3 separate regions of the Homo sapiens genome follow, and all the other regions are linked to region 1. The links are chromatin contacts, found by Hi-C in ENCODE. All regions are on one chromosome and are shown on one strand. The core of a region is the stretch at or near the end of the contact, and the rest is flanking DNA. Distances in the headings are between cores, read along the strand shown.

Region 1 (4,631 bases), core at 755-3,254:
ATAAACGAGGGGACATAATATATGCTTGGACTTGTTTGAAAATAATTCAGAGTCAGGGATGACAGACATAAATTAAGTTTCCTATGATCTGATAATTGTTGAAGCAGGGTCGTGCACATAGAGAATTCATTCTACTATTTCTTTTCCATTTGTGAATATGTTTGAAATTGCCCAAAATAAGAAGTTCAGAAAAAGTATAAGATGAGGCTAGTTGCGGTGCCTCACACCTATAATCCCAGCACTTTGGGAAGCTGAGGTGGGTGGATCACAAGGTCAGGAGTTCGAGACCAGCCCGGCCAATGTGGTGAAATCCCGTCTCTACTAAAAATACAAAAAATTAGCTGGGTGTGGTGGTGTATGCCTGTAATCCCAGGTACTTGGGAGGCTGAGGCAAGAGAATCGTGTGAAGCCAGGAGGCGGAGGTTGCAGTGAGTGGAGCTAGTGCCACTGCATTCCAGCCCGGGCAACAGTGTGAGACTCCATTTCAAAAAAAAAAAAAAAAAAAAAAAGGATAAGATGAATGCTAATTCATAGATCCTTGCCCAATTTGCTGTTTTCAAGGAGGCCAATCAGTGGCCAACTTCAAGGGGCATTACTATGATTTGCCCTATGCTTCTCGCTACTAGGGAAAGAGACATTGTTAATTCTAGAAAATAATAGCACATGTGAACGCCTGTAGTAATTCCTACCCGCCCTAAATTCACAGACATTAGAAACCCTCCCAGTAACACAGCCTCGGAATCAAAGAGAATCTGCAAAGCCATGCAGCCGAAGTGAACTCTGTGATACCTGTGTGATCCTGAATGGGTCCCGTCTTGCTGGTCAACACACTCCACTTGAGCTGCACGTGATTGTCATGTTCCCAGTGGCAGAAGGTCTTGTGAGAGCCCCAGCCAAATTCACAGTTAAAACCATATGTTGGAAACTCTTCAGTGGGTGGGAAGTAAAAATAAGAGACAAGCAAAGAAAGGCAAATTTGATCATTTAGGGTCACAAAGGCCCTTGGTTCACTCATGGAAAGCACGATTTATACAACTTTATGTCTGTTTGAAAATTCCAGGAAAGCCAGGATTACCAAGAAACCAAAAGATGCATGGAGATGTCAAAATGTTTGCAAAACCACATTTAGTAATTTCTTTAAAAATCCAGCTTTAAAAGGATTATGGACTGCCTGTCAAATTGGGTTTACATAAAATCTCCAGGAAGGCTATTTTCTAAAGCACGTGTATTACATTTGCTGCACTCTCCCCATTTCCACAGTATTTAATATGAAAGCCATTCTGTTCTTGAGGATAAATCATATAAGTTGATACCCACCAATGAAAAGAATCTTAATTAGAGATTGACCCATGAAGCCTCAAAAGTGGAAAGTAACTTGGCGAAATGCCTCACCCAGGAGGTTTTCTCTATTTCCACCTCACCAGTTCATGCTTCAGGTCTTTAATGTCAGGGTTAGAATCTCTTAAGCATTTTAGGATTATTTTTTTTTCTTCCATGCCTTCTATAAGGTCGATTAATTTAAGTATAAATTTCTGCTTTTTTAATTTCTAAATTTACATATAAATTGTTCACCCGGCTTAAAACCTCAATGTAAGGTCATCTAAATCCAAAGCCCATTTCAATAGCTACCCGTTTTTACTTCTCTTTTCTTTTTTTTAATGTTCAAAAGGCTTCCTTAGGAATCTGAAAAGACAGCGTGAATGAATTCACGGGAATGACTTGCCTTGTGTGTGCCCTACAAGGTGCTGTTGGACTATGGTGTTTTTAAAACCCACAGCCTGACATTTTACACAGCCTCTTTTTGAAAGGAGCTTAACTTTTAAGTATGGGAAAAATGAAATCATTGCTACTTATTCCAAGTATGACTGTTGTTTTGGTAAACATAAGCTAACAATAAAAAAAATTCTAAAGATGAAATTCTCGGGCTTCTGCCCCCTCCTTTCGTCCTCCTATAAAGAACGAAGCCCGCAGATGCAGCTGTTTTCTCCAGTGACGAAGGGCCTTTAGGCTTGTCACTGACTTTAGGCAGTCCACGAGGTGGCAGCATTGAAACAAACAGGAAGGCGCCTGGGGCATCTGGACCGTTGAACTTAAAAATAAGCCTCAAAAGAATCCCTATGAACAATAAGGGAAGTCTGGTATTAGATGCTGTATTAGGGTCAGGCCAAGACCTTATCTCATTTTGAGCTTCTTTAACTTGCTTGTGTTTATTAACAAAGTATCTCGCCTTCTGCTCTGAGCCTTGTCTCCATGGCCCCTCCCCCAATGGCAGGAGGAATTTTAATGGGAAGATTTATTGAATAGATAAGAATGATTTACTTTGCATTTTTAGTTTATAAGGAACCCTTTTCTAGAGCTAATGTCAAATTTTGGAAGGAATCCACCATAAAAACTGTCCAAATGGAGCAGTTTGGATTCTCCCAATGATAATGTGACCTCCCAAAGGGTAGACAGAGCCAGTTTGGGAAAGTAAACTAGTAAGCTATGTGATGTGTAAAATGTGAGTACTTTCATTTAGTGCAAACAGGCTATATTTCACAGCTGTAGTGTCATCGGAGAGATATATTTCATGTCTAGTCTATCATAGCCATGAAATAGGACTTCTTAAGGCATGGGAAACCCTCTCCAAAATTTACCACTCTTTTCCGCAGCAAGATTGAATTATGTAGATGAAGTACAGTCAACTGAACGGTGACTGAATGATTGAGCAACCTTGGATGCCAACGCCCATGACCCTGAAATGTACTGTTGCATAATCTCATGTTAGAAAATGTTAATATTGGAACATGTTAATGTGTGTGTGGTTTTGATTTTTCTCCTTAAATGTACTTTATAAAACATGCACATTCAGGATAAAGAAAGCCACCCCAGCACACACAGTTCTGCCTGTATTTACTTTGTTAATACATTACATTTATTGTTTATAGAACAGAAAATGACATCATCCATTCTTTTGGCTCTTCATATTCTGATGATACCATAAAATGTAGGAACTTGGATATTTTTGAAATGACCAGGACATGGAACCGCTTTGCCTGAAAAAATGTTTCAGGCACTTCTCGCTTCAGAGAATGACAGTCTGCCTTTACCTTCCAATGTCCTTCCCCATCCTGTACATTTAACCAGGTGAACCGCTCTAAGTTTTTGTATTTTACTGCTCTTTTATCTTCTTGTCTTGATCATGTAACTTGTGGCAATTTGGTTATTTAAAGGATATGTTTTTAGATCAATGCCTTTTGTTGGGGAGGGTTATGGAGTGAGAGGTTCAATGTGGAAACTTCCAGCCTGGCTAGAAAGACAAACACACAAACCACCCATAAACATTTATAGAAAGGGAAAAGAAAGAGAGAAGGACAGAGGAAAGGAGAAAGGGAGAGAGAAAAGGAGAGAAAAAAGCAAATTAATGAATGAAACAAACATATAGGACTACTGACGTTTACGTTTTCAAAATATTACCCAAGCCCTGGCGGGGCACACAACTCTCATTAAATTCAATGGGGGTAATCCAGCTAAATCCCTTCTTGACTCTTAAAAATAGCAGGAAACAATATTCTGAACTTAAAACAAATTTACAGCCTCTGAGAGCAAGTACCAGCTGTGCTTGCCCAACCCATCTTGCCTGAAGTTGGATCATTAGCACCATATGTATGCATAAGGATTTAATTTTTATATCTGGTATTCCAAACTTCTATAGAGCAGTTTAACTCACTTGTTCATAGACTAGTCTTTCAGTCTAAACAAGCAGAGGTGCTCAGGCCCATACAATCGTAGGTGATGAATATACTCCGAACTGCTGCAGGAATGCTGGAGGAGCCTCAGAGGGTTAGAGCTCTCGCCAGAGAGAGCTAGATTAAAAATGTAAGGATCCCATCACTTGCTGGCAGAGCATTAACCAGCTTTTATGCATCTGATTACATAAAAGTATATAAATATTATATGCCCATGGAGTTTATTATATTGATGAGAATCAGCAAGATGAAATAGTAAGACTCTGAGTTGAGTCTATAATAGCAAAATGGAATTATGATGAAGGTTTTGAGGTCTCATTGACTGCTGCTTGTGATGATGCTTGAAGAATCTGGAGCCTGCAGAACAGTGTGGATCAAAGTATCAGGTGACTCAGGCCACTGGGTCAACTCTTCAGAGTTAGACCTGACCCCTGGCTTGAAGCATGCTCAAGTCCCCATGCAATATTCTGGGCATTGACTTAGCCAGAAGGTGACAATCAACAGAAGTCCTTCCAGGAAGGTCAGACAGCCCATTACCCACAAACAGAGCACTTGGAGTCCAGATTCATGACTCAGACAATGGAGAAACAGGAAAGCAAGTCAATTTGAAAAGAACTCTGCACTGACTGTGAAATGCAAACCGGACCTGACCACCCCTGATCAGTAGACCCGCGTGGTTTGGATTGAACTTGTTCAGATGGTGATAGCAACGGGTCCTACTGTTTGCAATTTGCATACCTGCCCTCTGACCACAGTAGACTCTGTGACAGGACCGACTGGCCCCTCTGAGAAGCCATCCCTTGAGTGACCTTGAGATTGTGCACAAATCAAATGTGTTAACAAAACCGCTCCTGCTCTGACAATATTGACCTTCAACATTCAGGGAAGATTACCTAGATTTGG
Region 2 (4,631 bases), core at 1,382-3,881, 350 kb after region 1:
ATCATTGTCAATGCCTTACTAGAAAGAAAAAAAGCTTAACATTAATAGTCAAGTTTCCATGTTCGTTAGGAAAAAAAAGAAGAGCAAGTTAAAACTGAAAGTAAATAGAATTAAAATTTAAAAACAGAACTCAATGGAATCAAGTCAAACAATAAAAAATATTAACAATGCCAAAAGTCATTTTTTTAAAAGGTCAACAAAACTGATACTCCTAGCAGAACTAATCAAGATATTGCCAATAATGGGATTTTAAAAAGAAGGAAGTCTTACTACAGATCCTACAATCATTACAAGGACAATAAAGTAACATGATGGCAAATTTGTATAAACAAACTTGCGAATTTAGAAGAAATGGACAAATTGCTTGATAACACCACTTACCAAAACTGATTCAAAAAGATATAGAGTATCTGAATTGTCCTGTATCTATCAGAGGAATTGAATTTCTATTAAAAATTTTTCCCCACAAAGATACATCTATACTCAGATGATGTCATTGGTGAGTTCAAACTTTGAAGTAAGGAATAATGCAAAACTTGGCCAAAGGCAGTGGCTCATGCCTGTAATCCCAGCACTTTTGGAGGCGGAGGCGGGAGGATCACCCACGGTCAGGAGTTCAAGACCAGCCTGGCCAACATGGTGAAACCCTGTCTTTACTAAAAATACAAAAAATTAGCTGGGCATGGTGACGTGTGCCTGTAATCTCAGCTACTTGGGAGGCTGAGATGGGAGAATTGCTTGAACCCAAGAGGCAGAGGTTGCAGTAAGTTGAGATCGTGCCACTGCACTCCAGCCTGGGAGACACAGCAAGACTCTGTCACACACACACACACACACACACACACACACACAAAAGAATAATGCAAAACTTAACACAAACTCAGAAAGTAAAAGAGGAAGGCACACCTTCCAACTAATTTTAAAAGATTAGAATAACCCTGGCACAAAAACCTGACAAAGAGATTATAAGAAAAGAAATTTATAAAACAATATTCCTCATGATCATAGATTTTAAAAACCTCTCTTCTAAAATATTGGTAAAGTGAATTCAACAATGTATAAATAGAATGACTGTCATGACCAAATGGAGTTAATCCCAGGGATGCAGTTTCTGTTCAGCATTAAAAATTAATATGTGGATCCTCTGCATTCAGTTAAGAGATGTAAAGGGTCAGAAAGAGCCTTATTCCCAGCCTCCCAGCCTTACAATAAGAAAATGAAAGCTTAATCAAGTGAAAATTAGTGACCTTTCTTGAATTCATTAGAGATCTGACATGGCAGGGAAAGAACCTAAAATCTGGGGAGAGGCCAGGACCTACAAGGTGCAACAGGACTCAGGCATTTGCTTACCTAGGGCAGATGCCATTGCATGCTGTATAATTTGGAAAGGAGATTCAGCTTAGAAATTGTAATGAACTGCTCCAGGTCACATATGGATGTGGAGCCACCGGGTCCCAGAGATAGAAATATTTGCATCCTCTTGCAGTCCTGTCTTCCAAGGGTATGATGAGACACTCAAAGAGAAGATAGGGAAGACTCCTAAGAAAGTTTTCCTAATTGTGCTGACTTGGGGGAGGGAATAGTAGCTACTCCCGAAACACTTCCCAGACCCATCTCCCATATCTCCCCTATGGAACAAAAATCTTAAACTACAGGGCAAAAAATGATAACAATTGTCAGTTTAGGGCACTGGCGAAAATCCATTGAAATTGCAGGAAAGGAAGAGAAAAAATTAAACTCTACTCTGAGGGTGGCAGCCCAGGACTACAGCTGGTACAAGCTTAAATCCACAGTGACTGCCTCATTTTAAGGCTTGGTGAGAGAATACACCCCTTCCGGCTCTCCCTACCACCATGCTAACAAGTGTTGAGTAAAAGTAACCTACAGCTGAGATTGCTGCAAAAGACAGATTCTCTCTAGGAAACAATACAGAAGGAAGACCCTAAGGTAAGAAGGGAGTAGATACTGAGGGGGAAGAAAAACTAGGAAACAGTGCAGAAGGAAGAACTCTAAGGTAAGAAGGGAGTAAACACTGAGGGGGAAGAAAAACCCTCTGGCAAATTAGCTCACATCCTAAACACAAGGTATTGCTAGAGGAATTTGAGGCTATGGTGCACTGAAAATAATCACGATAGTCCTCCCTTATCCATGGGGGATATGTTCCAAGACCACCAGTGAATGCCTGAAACCTCAAATTGTGCCAAACCTGATTGCTGTCAGTGGGAATATGTCTCTGTTTATGTCTTCCACCCACAAATTTAGTGCCTTTCCCATCTTTATAAGCCTTTATCATGGACTATGGTTGTAACTTTTGCAGTTTGAGGTGCAACAGCAAAACTAGTACAAATTTCGTTTTTCTTCTTTACAATTTCATGGATAGAAGATTCATTCTTACCATAGATCTTAGCAACCTCAGCATATAATTTTCATTATTTATTAAGTTGAGAACTTTCACATTTTCACTTAAAGGAAACGCTTTATAATTTCCCTTTGGCATATTCTAATTGCCAGCATCATTACTGTGGTACTTGGGACTATTATCAACTAAAATAAGGGTTACTTAACACAAGCTCTGTGATACCATGACAGTCACAGTTGATCTGATAACCGAGTTGGCCATTGAGTGACTAATGGTGATTGGTGTTTATAGCATGGAGATACTGGACAAAGGAATGATTCACATCCTGGGCAGGATGGAGTAGGATGGCACAAAATTTCATCACACTACTCAGAATGACATGCAATTTAAAACTTATACATTATTTCTGAAATCTTCCATTTAACATTTTTGGGTCACAATTGATTACAGTTAACTAAAACCATGGAAAGTGAAACTGGATAAGGGAAAACTATGTTATGGCAACAACAAACCTCAAACCCAGATCAACTCCTGACTATATTAACACAAAACCTTCCACTAAAGGCCTGGCAGCAAGAAAGACATGTATCTTTGTCCTTTGCAACATGCCCAACTTTCAACCAAAAAAAATGTATGAGACATAGGAAAAGGCAAAGAAAACCCACAGTCTGAAGAGACAAAGCAATCATATACAACCATCACAACTAAGATATGACACATACATGGACCTATCAAACACAGGATTTAAAATGACTGTGATTAATATGGTAAAAATGCTAATGGAGAAGATAGAAAACATGCAAGTTCAGCTAGATAATTTCAACAGAAAGATGGAAACTATAAAAAAGAATAATATGAAAATACTAAAAAACAAAAACACAGTAAAAGAGCTGAAGATTGTCTTTGAGGGACTCAACAGTAGACTTGACAGCCACAGAAGGAATCAGTGAACTGGATAGAGATCAATAGAAATTCTGCAAACTAAAGTACAAAAAAAAGAAGAGTAGAGGAGAAAATCCCCACAACACAGTATCCAGGAGTGTTACACCATATCTAATTGTCTAAAATGTACATAATTGAAATCCCCAAAGAATAAGTGAAAGAGAATGAGACTGAAGAAACATTTGAAGAAATAATAGCAGAAGATTTTCCAAGCTAATAACAAACACCAAAGTATAGATCCAAGAAGCTCAGAGAACACCAAGAAGGATAAATATAAAAACAAACACACAATAAGATCATCCAGGCATATCATATTCAGACTGCTGAAAATCAAAGACAAGAAAATCATGAAGGCAGGCACCCTCTCCCTCAGAGGTACATTACCTACAGAGGAACAAGGATAAGAATATATCGCACTTCTCATCAGAAACAAGTCAGCCAGAAAATAACGGCTTACTATTTTATTTTTAAAGTTCTGAAAGAAACTATCAACCCAGAATTCTATATCCAGAGAAATTAATAAAATATAAAGACTTTCTCCAGCTAACAAAAACTAAGAGAATGAATGCATTGGTAGCAGATTATCTTATAAGAAATGTTAAAGGAACTTCTTCAGGCTGAAGAAATATGATAGGTCAGAAACTTGAATCTTCCAGCCTGGCCAACATGGTGAAACCCTGTCTCTACTAAAAATACAAAAATTAGCCAGGTGTGGTGATGCATACCTGTAATCCCAGCTACTCTGAGGCTGAGGCAGGAGAAGCGCTGGAACCTGGGAGGCAGAAGTTGTAGTGAGCCAAGATCAGGCCACTGCACTCCAGTCTGAGCAGCAGAGTGAGAACCCATCTCAAAACAACAACAACAACAAAACCTTGAATCCTTGAATCTACACAAGGAAATGAAGAGAATTGGAAATGGAATAAATTGAGGCAAAATATAATTTTTTCTTGTTATTAGTTGCTCTAAAAGCTAATTTTCATAGCAAAAATAGTAAAATATGTTGTGTGTTTATACCACATCGTTACCCAACAAACGAAACAGTATAATTTAAGTTAGACACAAATTATTTAAAAATGTATATTGTAACTCCTAAGACAACCACTAACAGTTATTTTAAACAAGTTAAATAATAATTCAATAGAGGAGATAAAATTAAATTATGATGCTTAATTAAACCTAGAGAAGGCAGAAAAAGAAGAAAAAATTAACAAAGACAAATGGGGCAAAAAGAAATCACATTTCAAGATAGTTTAACCCAACCATTAAAAAAAATCAGTAAATATGAAAAGTCTAAACACACCAGTTGTTCATAGTATCCTTGTATTATCTT
Region 3 (4,631 bases), core at 1,476-3,975, 310 kb after region 1:
TCAGTGAACACCTAGTGTGCTGTGTTGCATGGATGGGTGGTCACATGTCCCTGTCTCCTTCCACATACATCCACTCATAGTGAACCCAGAATACTTCTGGGACCAGATGTGTGAGGATTTTTCCCCACACACTAAGCAATTCTTCAGTGGACACCAACTAGGTGTCCTATAATTTAATTCAATGTGACACTATCTACCTGGAAATGGTGTCAGACCCCACAGGTTAAGGGCTCAGTCTCACAATGCTTCCCCAACTTTAGACACCAATTGCAAGGTTAGTACATTGTCGCCTGTGCTTCTGACTAACCGTCTATAAATCGGGGGTCCTACTACTCCCTCCATGGGTTTAATTTGCTAGCATGGCTCACAGCACTCAGGGAAACACACTTACTTATGTTCACCAGTTTGTTATAAAGGATATTACACAGGATACAGATAAACAGCTGAGGAAGAGATGGATACCGTGAGTTATGGGGGTGCACAACTTCCACCCCGTCTCTGGGGCTCCACCCTCCCAGTACCTCCCTGTATTCAGCCACTGGAAACTCACCAAATCTTGTTGTTCAAGTTTTTGTGAAGCTTGATTTCTATTTGCCCCCCACCAACCCACCAGCTATCAGTAGGTGGGGCTGACAGCTCCAACCTTCTAATCCTCTAATCACCTTGTCTTTCTGTTGACTGGCTCCATACAGAGACTATCTAGGGGTGTCACCCTACGTAATCTCTTTACCATAAACTCAGAAAGTGATCAAGTGGCTTCATTATAAATAACAAAAATAGTCCTATCACTCAGAAGATTCCAGGGGTTTTAGGAACCCCATGTCAGGAACTGGGAACAAAGACCAAACATATTTCGTATAATACCCCAATGACCATTACCAATTGTCATAGCCATCCAAGGATACAGATGTATTTCATAAATAGTCCTCTTAGTGTGGCTTAGGGATAAAAGTTTGTAGACACCTGCTCCAAACTTTGAACATTGAATTTAAGGTTGGCCAACCTCAGGCACTCTGGTGTGTTATTTATAAATAATAATTCTTCACCCCCCTCGTCCTCTTATCTGTCATATGAAGAGCCCATGGGAACCCTTAGCATCAGGAATCCAACTAATTTCCATTTGATGGGAGGATACAGCTGGACTTCCTACCCCCATACTGACATTCCTACTTGGCAGAGGCGTGACACTACCCTTATTTAGGATTCAAGAAACTTGCTATTTAAGATTTAGGAAAAATTCCTTTCTTCCAGGGACATTTCTCTTGAACATGTTTTGTTTCACATGTAATTTAGTGGTCACCTAGGGGCCAAAGAAAAACAGAGACTTTTGTCTATTTGTTTATTTCTTAAGGCTATCATGAAAGAAAATCCACGAATAACTTGAGCTGTCAATGGAAACCTTTTTTTAGGACTAGATCTCTCCTTCACATTTAGGTAGTGACTGGGACATTTATGGAAGAAAAATAAATAATAATAATAATTATTATGATAGCTTATCATTGTTCAGCCTTTGTTCTGTGCCAAAGATACAGATGATCTCATCTCATTCTTACAACAACCATGTGAAATTGGTGCTATGATTAATTTCAGTTTCACAGAAACTGAGGCCAGTGAGGTTAAGAAACTTCCTAAAATCACACGCAGCTAGTTAGTGTTGCAAAATCTGAACCCAAGCAATATGTCTCAGTAGCATGTGCCCTCTAGTATATATGTGTATATATATGTATAGGATAAAAGGATTCATACTTTTGTAGCAGGTATAAATCTTAGTCTATAAACTCAGATGCTTTATTTTCCATAAATCAATGTAATATCCTCTCTAAGCCCTTTTCCCACTGGGCTGGAGGAAATAAAAGCTTGACCATTCTTGAGGTTTCTCTATCACCATCTTCAGCAGATTTGAGCAGGGCTTGGGGATCTGCCTGACATGTCAAGATATTGGATAGACTAGGCCCCTCTGTTTGATGCCTGTTGAGAGGCACATTGTCCCTGGCCACGTGATAATCTCTGTTCTGTGGGCTTCTGTACCAAGCTTGGGACCAAGAGTCTTGGGGCACTTCCCCAGGTGTATCACACACTCACCTTCCCTGAGGTCCCGCCATGGCCTCAGGGAGCAGGAGCAGATCCTCATACTCTTGGACTAGGGAATTTTTTTTTCTTTTTTTTTTTTTTTTGAGACAGTCTCATTCTGTTGCCCAGGCTGGAGTGCAGTGGCGCAATCTCGACTCACTGCAACCTCCACCTCCCAAGTTCAAGTGATCCTCCTACCTGAGCCTCCAGAGTAGCTGAGCCTCCAGAGTAGCTGGGAGTACAGGCATGCGCCACCACGCCTGGCTAACTTTTGTATTTTTAATAGTGACGGGGATTCACCATGTTGGCCAGGCTAGTCTTGAACTACTGACCTGAGGTGATTCACCTGCCTTGGCCTCCCAAATTTCTGGGATTACAGGCGTGAGCCACTGTGTCTGGCCTGGACTAGGGAAATCTTAATTGCTCTGAGAAAATGCAATCTCCTCTTCTTTCCTCCCTCCCTCCTTCTCTGTCTTTTACTCTCTCTTCTCTCCCCGTGAGAGAGCTGCACTTTGCACTCTTTCTTAAGCCACCGATCTTCTCAATGGACTCAGAATTTTGACAGCTTTTACAGTAGGGAACCCTACCACAGCACGGACCTTGATACCTCTTTGAACAGGCGAAGGTCAAGGCAAAACACAGAGTGAAAGCTTCAATAAATATTTCAAAACACACTCTTGCCACATCACCTTTCGCTTATTTTTACAATATGCTGCACGCTTACTCACTCTCACACTCACAAACATAACTGCACAAACATCATTTCCCATTCTTTTGATGTTTAAATACTTTCCTTCTCCTATCAGATGAAGTTTATATTATCTAGGCTTTGTCTCTGACAATTCTGATGTTGTTGTTATGGAAATATGTCAAGACATTTCTTTGTAAAAATTCCCAATGAGGCTGGGCACAGTGGCTCACACTTGTAATCCCACCACTTTGGGAAGCTGAGGTAGGAGGATCACTTGAGTCCAGGAATCAAGACCAGCCTGGGCAACATTGTAAGACCCCATCTTTACAAATAATAGTAATAATAATTAGCTGGGCATGGAGTGCATGCCTGTAGTCCCAGCTACCCAGGAGGCTGAGGTGGGAGGATGGCTTGAGCTTGGGAAGTTGAGGGTGCAGTGAGCTGTGATCATGCCACTGTGCTCTAGCCCAGGTGACACAGTGAGATTCTATCTAAAAAAAATTTTCCAATAAACTTTACATTATAGTGATGCCCCTGTGGTTGTGGGCAATGTATAAATGATTTGACTAATTTTTTCCCATATGTCAATTCAACCCTCAATATTTTCCAAATTTATCTTAGAATTTATATTTAAATTTATGAATTATCTTGAAAGACCTGATTGTTTGGAATCTACCCTCATCTATTCTACTTATTTGAATCTTTAGAAAGATTATTAAAGGAATATTTAAGTGTGTTGTTTCATGGAAATTAGGAATACCGAGTTATAATGTAAATATATTCATTCAGAAACTGGGGTGGGGGTCGGGGGGGAAGTCCTCAGGGAAGATACAGTATTCACTATTGACGTTGGTTTAATATTGCTTTGTACAGTTGTTTAATATGTACGTTGTTTGTATTTTATCTTGTATATATCTCTCCACCACACATTAATCCTTGGACTGTTAGTACATACAGAACACATGTCGGGATGCTTTCTCAGTGGACCTCATCTTCAGGGATCATTTTATTTCCACAGTTTAGTGCCTCCTTACTAGAATAGAGAACTCCATAATTTTTTCTAAAGATTCTATCAGTCTTGATCCAATGTGCTAGGTGATAAATGACTGAACGCTGGCCCCGGAGGGGAAGTTAGCAATGAGTCATGCTGTCTCCTAGTAACCAGTCAGTAAATAGCTTCCAGCAAATATTTTAAACCTCAAAGCACACTTACCTTTGGTATTATCCTTAGACAGACTATCCTCATCTATATCTGCACTCTCATCTCTCTTTCAGAACTTCTAAGAAAGGAGAAAAAGTGGGATCGGGTTTGCATATGACGTCACCCCCTTGAAAACCCACATGAAAACATTCCTACCCCAGGGAGTCTGTCTCAACAAACCTTTTCCTTGATTTGTTTCTCTGTATTTTGCTTGCCCTCAAATGTTATGAAGCCATGTATACTCCACGTAATTTTCATTTGTTTGTTTCTAGATAGGCCCTTCTATGTAACTATTCAATGAGTCCATACTGATGTGTGATTTCAGAGTTTAGCATGGAGGTCAGCACACGATCAGAACAGAAAGCGACACTCAAGCACCCTGCTCACACATCCCACCAATGACACTGTTTCAGACTAATTAATTTACATGTGTAAAGGTTATTTAAAACATAAATCCTCCCTAAGTGAGAGGTGGGAAAGGGGAGAATTAAGCCTATTAATCTTGTTCACCTTATCCCCACGTAAGACTGTTTTCTTTAGACATTTAGGGTCAGACTCTGTAGCATGGGAGTCCTTATTAGGGATATGGAAAAAAACACGAGAGTTCGTTTTGGAGCATGGAACATCAAAAGATGTGTCTATGTAAATGAATGCAAAAGGCTACTTTAG

Evidence for each region. A loop is a pair of places that touch in the nucleus more often than their neighbours do. Pooled maps may share reads with other maps.
Region 2: a map of CD4-positive, alpha-beta memory T cell shows a loop between it and region 1 (5-fold over the local background). The contact joins two enhancer-like sites. A Hi-C loop is called at or near these places in 2 of 168 maps with a recorded cell type or tissue (CD4-positive, alpha-beta memory T cell and naive thymus-derived CD4-positive, alpha-beta T cell) and 7 of 50 pooled maps.
Region 3: a map of HepG2 shows a loop between it and region 1 (6-fold over the local background). The contact joins two enhancer-like sites. A Hi-C loop is called at or near these places in 4 of 168 maps with a recorded cell type or tissue (CD8-positive, alpha-beta T cell, Caco-2 and HepG2) and 1 of 50 pooled maps.

What each region holds. Positions count from the first base shown.
Region 1 is chr10:33,191,492-33,196,122 of GRCh38, forward strand. NRP1 (neuropilin 1) reads right to left here. Exons shown (of 17, transcript NM_003873.7): 13 at 790-927. Among named protein-coding and RNA genes, the nearest start is that of IATPR, 77 kb to the left of the region's middle. Within about 2 kb of position 2,005, at least 17 of the 41 ENCODE cell types and tissues checked have a DNase peak (open chromatin) inside an H3K27ac peak, as active enhancers do.
Region 2 is chr10:33,540,285-33,544,915 of GRCh38, forward strand. No RefSeq gene overlaps it. Among named protein-coding and RNA genes, the nearest start is that of LINC02628, 58 kb to the right of the region's middle. Within about 2 kb of position 2,632, at least 2 of the 41 ENCODE cell types and tissues checked have a DNase peak (open chromatin) inside an H3K27ac peak, as active enhancers do.
Region 3 is chr10:33,505,431-33,510,061 of GRCh38, forward strand. No RefSeq gene overlaps it. Among named protein-coding and RNA genes, the nearest start is that of LINC02628, 93 kb to the right of the region's middle. Within about 2 kb of position 2,726, at least 8 of the 41 ENCODE cell types and tissues checked have a DNase peak (open chromatin) inside an H3K27ac peak, as active enhancers do.